2 separate regions of the Homo sapiens genome follow, and region 2 is linked to region 1. A link is a contact called in ENCODE Hi-C or POLR2A ChIA-PET data. All regions are on one chromosome and are shown on one strand. The core of a region is the stretch at or near the end of the contact, and the rest is flanking DNA. Distances in the headings are between cores, read along the strand shown.

Region 1 (4,295 bases), core at 1,381-3,880:
TTCAGTTCAACTTTCTTTCTCGGTTCCTTTCCCTACCCTGGTTTAGTGTGTTGAAAAATCCTTTTGCATCAGCATTTATGCAGCATATAATTTTTTTACTCTCATCCAACAGGCACATTTGGATTTACTATTTCACTTGAACAGTTGGTGTTTACTGGCAGCAACAAGAACAAAATTTATAGCAGCAAATGGAAGCTGAACTCGCATGCTGGCTTTGCACTGAAGAACTTTGTGTTTGCCATTTCCTAATTGTGAAAACAATATGTCCAAGATTTTGCAGTCATCAGCATTCTGATGTAACGACTTCCATCTGGTCAAAGGAAGAAATTCAGAACCTCTATCTCCTTTTGAATTCTACTTCAGTGCAAAGGTAACTGGCTTAGGAGAATGTTGGAAGACAAGAAATTCAGACAATACATTCTGAAAAGCGACTATAACATCCACTTTTCCAGGGGATAATTTTCCTGAAGAGCAAACAGGGGTAGGGAATTTGTCACGATCTTCTTAATGGAAGCGGCTCTAATTGGAGCAAGATGACAGGATTACTTGGAGGTGAGAGAGGATAAAGAAAGCAGGATGATTTGTGGCGCGTTCCAATCGGAGGTAATAAGAAGTCAGAGATCCACAGAGACCATGCAATTGGAGACCAATACGAAGGCAATGGAGGCCAACAACGTGGTAATAAGAAGTGGTTTAACATCCCATCTCATCCCATCTGGCATTCAGAATTTGGCACTGGTTATTGAAATATGAAGCTCCTGATGGTCCTCACACTCCTACAGTGACCTTCTTCACTCATTAGCCAGGAGTTGAAGCTGAAAGAAATGTAGCATAATATCTCAAATGCTTGCTTTGCATTTTTTATATTCATTGATTCAACAATTATTTACTGAGCACTATATTGCATTTTAGGAATGGCATTAGGTACTGGAGATATGGGCTAACACACATTTCTTGGCTACCCATTATAGATAATTACATGAGAAACACAAAATATGCATAGAAGGACCCTAATTTCGAGTCAAACAACCCAGGAAGAAGACTTCTCTATAGCTATCTTTATACTTTATATTAATCTTTTTCTTTGTATTTTATGTTCATCTTCTTCTTCCTGAAATGAGAAGGGAAGGAAAATAGAATTCTAGAAATAACCTTACAGCTGCCCTTCACTCTATGGAAAAAGTGAGCTCTTGACAGGAAAGGGGTTCTATCCATGATCTTACAATTCCTAAACAGCAACAGCATCATGGACGTATTTGTTCCTGGCGTCATAAGCCTGCATACGGTAGGCATTCAGTTAATAGGTACTGATTGGTCTAACAGAGGAAGCTGGGCTTGATTATAAAATAAACTAGGCTATGAAATCATGCCTCCTAAAAGCTCATTAAAGGCAGCAACACGGGATGGGGACTGTAAGGAAGTTGTCTCCCACCTGCCTCCCTCCTCAGACACACATCATTCCGCAGATGTGAAAACGACCCAGACTCTGCCCGCATGTGGCCTCCCGGACCGGGCAGTAGGGCCTTGCCCCTACCCTCATGAAGACTGTCGGCTGTGTTACAGAACTGCTGCTCTGTCTCTGACTCCCCTCACTCCCATGCTCTGTTGGAAACTCAAGTTGTGAAACCACAAAACACAGAAAGGAAGTGGTCAACTATTGCACATACTCAAGCTATGTAGTCTCAGTTTATTCCATTCTTGCAGGATCATTGTAGGAAGGCATAAGAGTCCTGCTTACTGGTGAGCCACTGAACACAAACTCCCTTCTCACCTCTGCCTTGGATCCCGCCATGCCTGAGGTCTAGGGCTAGAAGCGTTGTTTCATCCACATTAATTCCGGTCTTGGGCAACGTGGCTATTTTCTGACCTGTCTGTCTTCCCACCCTAGTGGTGAATTCTCTTTCTGGGATCTCAACTCCTTCTCCTGTCACCCAGCTTTTTCCGAGCAACCCCAGTCCATCTGGCATATCATTAGAATGTTAAACCTAAAACGGTAAGCCATTCTGTGAATACCTTTAAGTAACAGGATATTAAAATGAGACTTTTCCTGTTTTCTCAGTGCTAGCTGACATCTTTGAGCTGAGAAAAAAAAATATTGTTAAAAATGCTCATCTATTCTCAGGAGATGTCATCTGCTAAGGAGTGACCAAAAAAATGGTCCAATAACCCTGAAACCATCGCTCAAATCTTAGCTACGCAAGGGGAGACTTGTAAATTAATGAGGACGGCAAGGATTTCATGAGACAGAGCTTTCAGGCTGCTAAAATGCTTCCTCCTCCCTTCTCATGTGTTTTCCCCTCATCTTACGCAAATAAGAGGGGGCCTTCAGAGAATTACTTGGAGAGCTGACCTAGGACCCCTAGGCTTTGGGGAACATAGAATGTATTAGTGTCTATTGCTGCTGAAACAAATTAGCACACATTTAACAGCTTAAAAATAGCAAAATTACTACCTCACAGTTCTGTAGGTTAGAAGTCCAGTGGGCGCGGCTGGTGTGTGGGCTTCAAGCCTCACAGGGCTGAAATCAAGGTGTTGGCCAGGCTGTACTCCCTCCTAGAGGCTCTAATGAAGCATCTGTTTCCAGGCCTCTGCGCCTTGTTGGCGGAATTCAGTTCAATTTGCCTGATGGACTGAGGTCCCTGCTTCCCTGCGGGCTGTCGGCGGGAACTGCCACTGGCTCCTTGCAGCCTCTCTCTGATTCTTGCACAAGGGCACCTACATCTCAGAGCCAGCGAGAGTGTGAGTGTGTGGAATCCTTCTCACGAGGCCTCATCTCTCTGACTTTCGTCGGGAAATGTTCTCTGCTTTTAAAGGATCATGTAATTATTTTGAGCCTACCCGATAATCCAGGATAATCCCCTCATCTAAAAATCTGTTACCTTAACCACATCTGCAAAGTCCCTGTTGCCGTGTAATGTAAGCTATTCACAGGTTCTGGGGATTAGGAAAAGGACATCTTTGGTGGGGGCCTTATTCAGCCTACCACATAGAGATTAGTACCTGAAAAGCCAGCAGGTGAGAAGCTAGACAGAGCAGCCGGTGGCAGCTAAAGGAGAAAGGGGGCGAGAGCTGGAGAAGTCGCACTTCCGCCGATGGCGCAGCAAAGGGGATGTTGCCCTGGAGGACTCAGGGAACGGAACTGGGCTATCAGCCGAGAATGGGGCTCCACTCAAAAGGAGGAACCAACAGGAGACACAAGGAACCCCAGCAGGAAGAAGTCGGAGATGGAGGAGGGGAAGTCATAGCTGGAGGAGACGTGTGTTAGGAAGCTACAATGGCAGCTCCCTAGTGGAGGTGTTTCGGAAAAACTCCGAAGATTCCACTTGAGAAAATCATCGGCCTTCAGACAACGTCTATGCCAGATAATGCTACCAAATCACAACCTTGCCTTTCCTCCCTACTGCTGTTCTGATGTGGGAGGACCCAAAGGCAGCAGAAGAGCCAAAGAAGAGTAGCAGAAAGGTAAGTTTGGCTGTCATGCCCTGGCACACCTTGCTGCTACCCTGCAGCTCCCTGCCACCTGGCCATGCACTGCTTCCCCTCCACACCCTGCTGAGGCAGGTCTGGGCTGGGGACACAGGAAGCTTTGATGTTAGACTGAACTGGACCTTCAAGATCTCAAAACACAAAGTATTTGTTAGTAACTGAAAGGTGGCATAAATGTTAGATCAACCTAGGATTTTATCACCAAATAAGGAAACAAGTTCACTGGGCAGTTCTAAGAAAGAATAGAATTGCTTCCTGCTTGGTCTTTTTTGTTTAATAGACCAGATTCACAAATGCCCCAACCCTTCTCTAGCAATGTGTAGGTTCTGATCACCAAGGGCTATCTCAAGAGAAGGGCCAAACATCTCCATTAACAGGAACTCAAGCCCTTGTTTCATTGAAATGTTTGGTTACAGCTTAATGACCACAGTTGCAAAGCCAGAATATTGAGTTTTTATATGCTATATTATTTACATGGAATAATGCCCTCTTGGTACCATATTGAACATAGTAAATTCTCTGTTAATTGACACTATACAGAAAGAGTACTTTGACTGATCGAGGAAGGCTAATGTTTTTTGATCTCTAATCCTTGGGCTACCTTTTCCGTGATGTCACGGAAAGAGCATTAGACTAGTTATTGTTCTAGAACTGGGACTCTCACTAACTATATACACGTGGGCAGATCATTTTACATTTTTGAGCATTGGTTTCTTCATGTGTAAGGTGGTAACAACAATGTCTCCCCTGCCTTGTTCATAGGATTGTAGGGAGAATCAAATGACATAATGGTCATGAAAATATATTTC
Region 2 (4,345 bases), core at 586-3,085, 93 kb after region 1:
TTACATTTCAGTATGTATCACTTAGAATTGTGCTTTTATGACTTTCTTGAAGCTCAGAATCCACAGGCATCTTCACTCTGGTACTTCCTATGTCCTATGCCACTAAGTCTTCTCTCTCTCTCATTTAAAAATCTCTGTTGTTTCCTAGTTTTACAAAGGATAAGCTTTGCATTACTGTTTTTCTTGATTCCCTTGATGTTTTGGTTGGTTTTTCTGAGATATGAATAAGAAAATACTCACTTAGCTCTGCATGTTAAAATTGGAAGTCCTCAGATAATATTCCAAGAAATTATTTTTTATTTTCATCTTTGGTTGGTTGTTTTTTGACCATTGGATAGAGATCTTAGCATACTAAATGTCTTTATCCTGAATATATAGAGATTTTCTCTCCTTAATTTAATGATTTTATGACTTCTGCAATTCTTTTAGTGATTATTTAGTTCTCAATGAAGAACATAAACACAACTTTTTAAAAAACATGTATTAGTAAGGAAAAATTTGTTTTATATTTTCTATTGCCCTAAATTCTGACTCATATTAGACAGCTCGGAGTAATATTTAATACTTGAAACTTCACAAGTAATTACAAATAAATAAATGCTATAAATATTAAAAAATAGGAGCAATCTCAACTTTATCCTCACATTTTTCTGCTAAGACTTATTTAGTTACATATTGGGCTTATTTTAAAATTTAACCAAAATTATTTGATCTTTAATTATGTTTTTACCTAGAAATGTATATTTAAAAATAAAGTGTAATTCCAGTTGTATTTATACTATTCAGAATTTCAGAAGTCTGTAATCCCAGCTACTCGGGAGGCTGAGGCAGGAGAATTGCTTGAGCCTGGGAAGTGGAGGTTGCAATGAGCAGAGATCGCACCATTGCACTCCAGCCTGGGTGACAGAGCTAGACTCACTGCACTCTAGCCTGGGTGACAGAGCTAGACTCCCTCTCAAAAAAAAAAAAAAAAAAAAAAGTCGGTCTGCTCCTCTGCCTTTTTTTTTCCTACTTTTAAGAGTAGTCTGCCTCCGCAAACTTTAGTAAAGAAGTACTAAAATTAAGTGTGTTAAATGGTGTTAAGATATATATAAAAATTAATTTTTAAAGAGAGTTTAGATTGTTATCTTTAAATTTTTTTATACATTTCATAAAACATAAGTATTTCCTAATCATTAATAGGTTTTAATGAGCTTTAGTAGATGAGCAGAAATATCAGAGATATAAAATGATACTATACCGGCTTCCTTAAGAAGCTTTCTATTATTTCTTAGAATCCTGCTTTATTCTCTTTCTTGAATTCATACATGGCATTTAAAAATCTCTTAAAGATGGTCATCAAAAACAAACAAATTTTTTAAAAGATGGTATTTGACATCTCCCCTCCCTCCTCCTGCTTCTCTCAAGCACCAGTTTCCAGGTACCACTGCCTATAAAGCCTTTTCCAAACACAAATTTAATCTTTGAGTGTTGAGGTTTTTTTGGTGTTTTTTTTTTTAAGGTAATGTATTATCCTATGCAATGATATTGAGCTTTTGACTGAGAAATTGTGAAATCAAAAGTAAAGTATAGGAATTCCTTAATGGACATTTCAAGAACTTTGAAAGGCTATTGTAAGGGGAAGAAAGAGGGAAAATCTGTTTCAGTAGGAGACCTTCTCACCTCTTTACTCATAAGCCAGCCCGGGCATCATATGACTTCATCAGACTGCAACTTACTGTTCTCCCCTTTGTGGGGAGTGTCAAATGCTATAATAGAGTTCTCCAGTCTGAGGTCAGCGAAAGCTTCTCAAAGGAGATGATGCCTGGCTAAAGGGACTTTCTTTCTGAGAAAGGGATCAGCATGTGCAAAGATGAAGAGGCATAAGGACTGACCAGTGGGTCACGGCAATGAGACATTTACTGCTGACCTCCAAGAGAAGACTTCCATTGAATGAGAGGAAGATCTACACTACTAATGATCAAACTGTGAGTGTTTTAGCTTTGTAGACTTATCAGGAACTTGGGAGATCAAGAAGACAGGATCAAACAGCAAATGGAGCTTTATCAGAAATGAAGAAAAGCATTTCTCCACAGTCCTAAGCTAAACCCTTTCTGCTAGTCCCAGTTCTTATATGTGCATCAAGGCAAAAAAACATTAATCAGAACAGGAATGTTTGATTGCTCATTCAAATTTGAAATAAGCAGCTTCCATTCTTCTAACCTTCCCTGGTGGGGCCATAACATTATCAATCAATATCAAGTCTGGCATATCATTGGCTATCACTATCCAGTGAGTATCTGAGGCAGCTGAAAGAAATTGGGGCATCCATGTAAGAATATTCATTTTCTATCATTATTTACTTAAATATGTAATATATCAAGATCTGTTAGACATATTTAAGTATATATACTTATATGAGGTTGGGGGTCCCTGCAAGAAGTACCAAGTGTTTCTAGAAGAAATGTACTTGAATATAATCGCTGTATAATCACTGTGAGAACAGAGTTCCATATCTGTCCTGTACATGCTTGTCTCTAGTACCTGGAGCAGTATCTGACACAGATATGTGTTGAGTGAATGGATGAATAAATAGATAGAAGGAAGATCCTCCAACTATGAAGTTTCTTCTTTTCTTCTGCTGCTGTTGAGTAGATGAGGGTGCCAAGAAATAAGACAGCAACACCAGGAAGAAGAACAAATTTGGGGTGAGTAGGGGTGGAAAGGATGACTGATTTATAAATTGGGTTTAGGAGCCAAGAGTTATGCTCTAGCAATTGGGTATAGTAGAAGATATTTAAATAAGAAATTGCTGATATTCTTGCAAACTGAGCTTTTCTGTAAAATCATGAGTTTAGAATTCTTTATTTCAGAAGGAAAAAAAAAAACTTAGAAAGGTCAGTTGGAACAAAAAGGGAAATTAAAAAGCCACAGAGAGAAACAACTATGGTGTCCTGGGGTACATTTAAAATAAGAAGGTACTTAAGCAAAATCATTGCGTTGAGGACATTTTCTTAAATAGGATCAATTACCAGTGTCCCAGTCAATTCCACATGTCAAGAAGCTTGTCTACCTACTTGACTGACCCAGGCCTAAAAATGATAATAGCAACTTGGTGGAGTTATCTAAAGTTTGACAACCTTTCCTCACCAACCGGCAGCCCCATAGGACATATTAATCACTGCAGTTTTTACCTTGTACCAGATATTTAGAAAGTAAAACCGAAGAAATTTATTTCCATGTGTTTTGGTTGAAAAAAAGAGACGTTTCACTCAATCTATTCCAGAAAATATAGCCACTTTGGGACTGAACATTTCTTTCCATCTTAGCCCAAAGGCAATCACATTAGGGACGTTGTATGCAATTGGGGTGATAAAAATTGAGCTGTGGTCTAACCTATTGCATAATTTTCATTCTAAAATTACTTGACGCCGGACATAATGGCCCCATCAGTCAACCTATCATCTGGCTAGTTAAATGAAGTAAAATAACCTCAGCTGGTCTCAGAGGAGTGAGAATTCAACTGCCTGAGGGGTTGAGATTTCCTGAGAGTTTGTTCTGGATCTCTGTTGGGTCAGCCAGCATGCAATCTTACCTTCTGTCTCCACGGAAAAGCCCATTCAGGCCAAGGGAGAAGCTGCTTTAGATGAAGGCTGTAACCCAAGATGGAAACACTTAACCAGGCCAAAAACACTTTTTTCTTTTTGGTGGATCCAGTGCACAATGATTGTTCCTAATTAGGAGGTCTGACTTGAAAAGTTCTCCCCAAATGCCAGGAGAAAGTTCTCCTTAAGTGTCTTTGCAAAAAAGATACAGTGGGACAGAAAGTCAGTATTGATTTAAGGAACACAGCTGCATAAACAATGTTCATTCACCACAAGAAGAAAATTTATAGTATTTGTCAGGGAAAAGTAAACACGTTAGGGACTCTGTTTGTGACACAGTGTCACACATGATCCTTTGAGCCAGCAGGGACAAGAACAGATCAACAACAGAAGCAGCTTTCTCATGATGCTTGGGGTAGCACTTTTTTTTTTTTAACCTAACCCATTTTCTGCTTCATATTTTAAGAGGACATTACATTCAGACCATTGATACGTCTGTGGATGTTGGGGAAAGAGAGGAAACTATAGTGATGAGTCCTCTACCATCCTCATTCTCTATACTTTCCGGAAAAGAAATTCTGGAAAAAAAAAAAAAAAAAGCTAAAAAGCTAAATTCTCTTAAGAATTTCAGTGGTTGTAGGCATTCACTCCTGAAGCTATTTTTCCCCCAGGTTTGGGATTTGGCCCAGCCTTACAGAAATGTTTTCCAGACTTTAAATTTCATGGAGAGTTAAAATTGGTTTTAAACCCAATACAGAGTT

Evidence for each region. A loop is a pair of places that touch in the nucleus more often than their neighbours do. ChIA-PET counts read pairs that join two places held with the same protein, here RNA polymerase II (POLR2A). Pooled maps may share reads with other maps.
Region 2: a loop to region 1 is called in a map of CD14-positive monocyte, with 2.2 times the contacts of the local background. The contact joins the promoter of DLEU7-AS1 here to the enhancer-like site in region 1. A Hi-C loop is called at or near these places in 1 of 168 maps with a recorded cell type or tissue (CD14-positive monocyte), 1 of 37 single-sample maps with no recorded cell type and 1 of 50 pooled maps. POLR2A ChIA-PET finds 5 or more read pairs at or near these places in 2 of 52 experiments (Caco-2 and activated B cell).

What each region holds. Positions count from the first base shown.
Region 1 is chr13:50,712,426-50,716,720 of GRCh38, forward strand. It overlaps a transcript of DLEU7 not described here. Among named protein-coding and RNA genes, the nearest start is that of DLEU7-AS1, 93 kb to the right of the region's middle. Within about 2 kb of position 2,631, at least 4 of the 41 ENCODE cell types and tissues checked have a DNase peak (open chromatin) inside an H3K27ac peak, as active enhancers do; they include CD14-positive monocyte, where a contact is called at or near this core.
Region 2 is chr13:50,806,020-50,810,364 of GRCh38, forward strand. DLEU7-AS1 (DLEU7 antisense RNA 1) reads left to right here and starts at 1,836. Exons shown (of 5, transcript NR_046551.1): 1 at 1,836-1,967; 2 at 2,521-2,687. It also overlaps a transcript of DLEU7 not described here.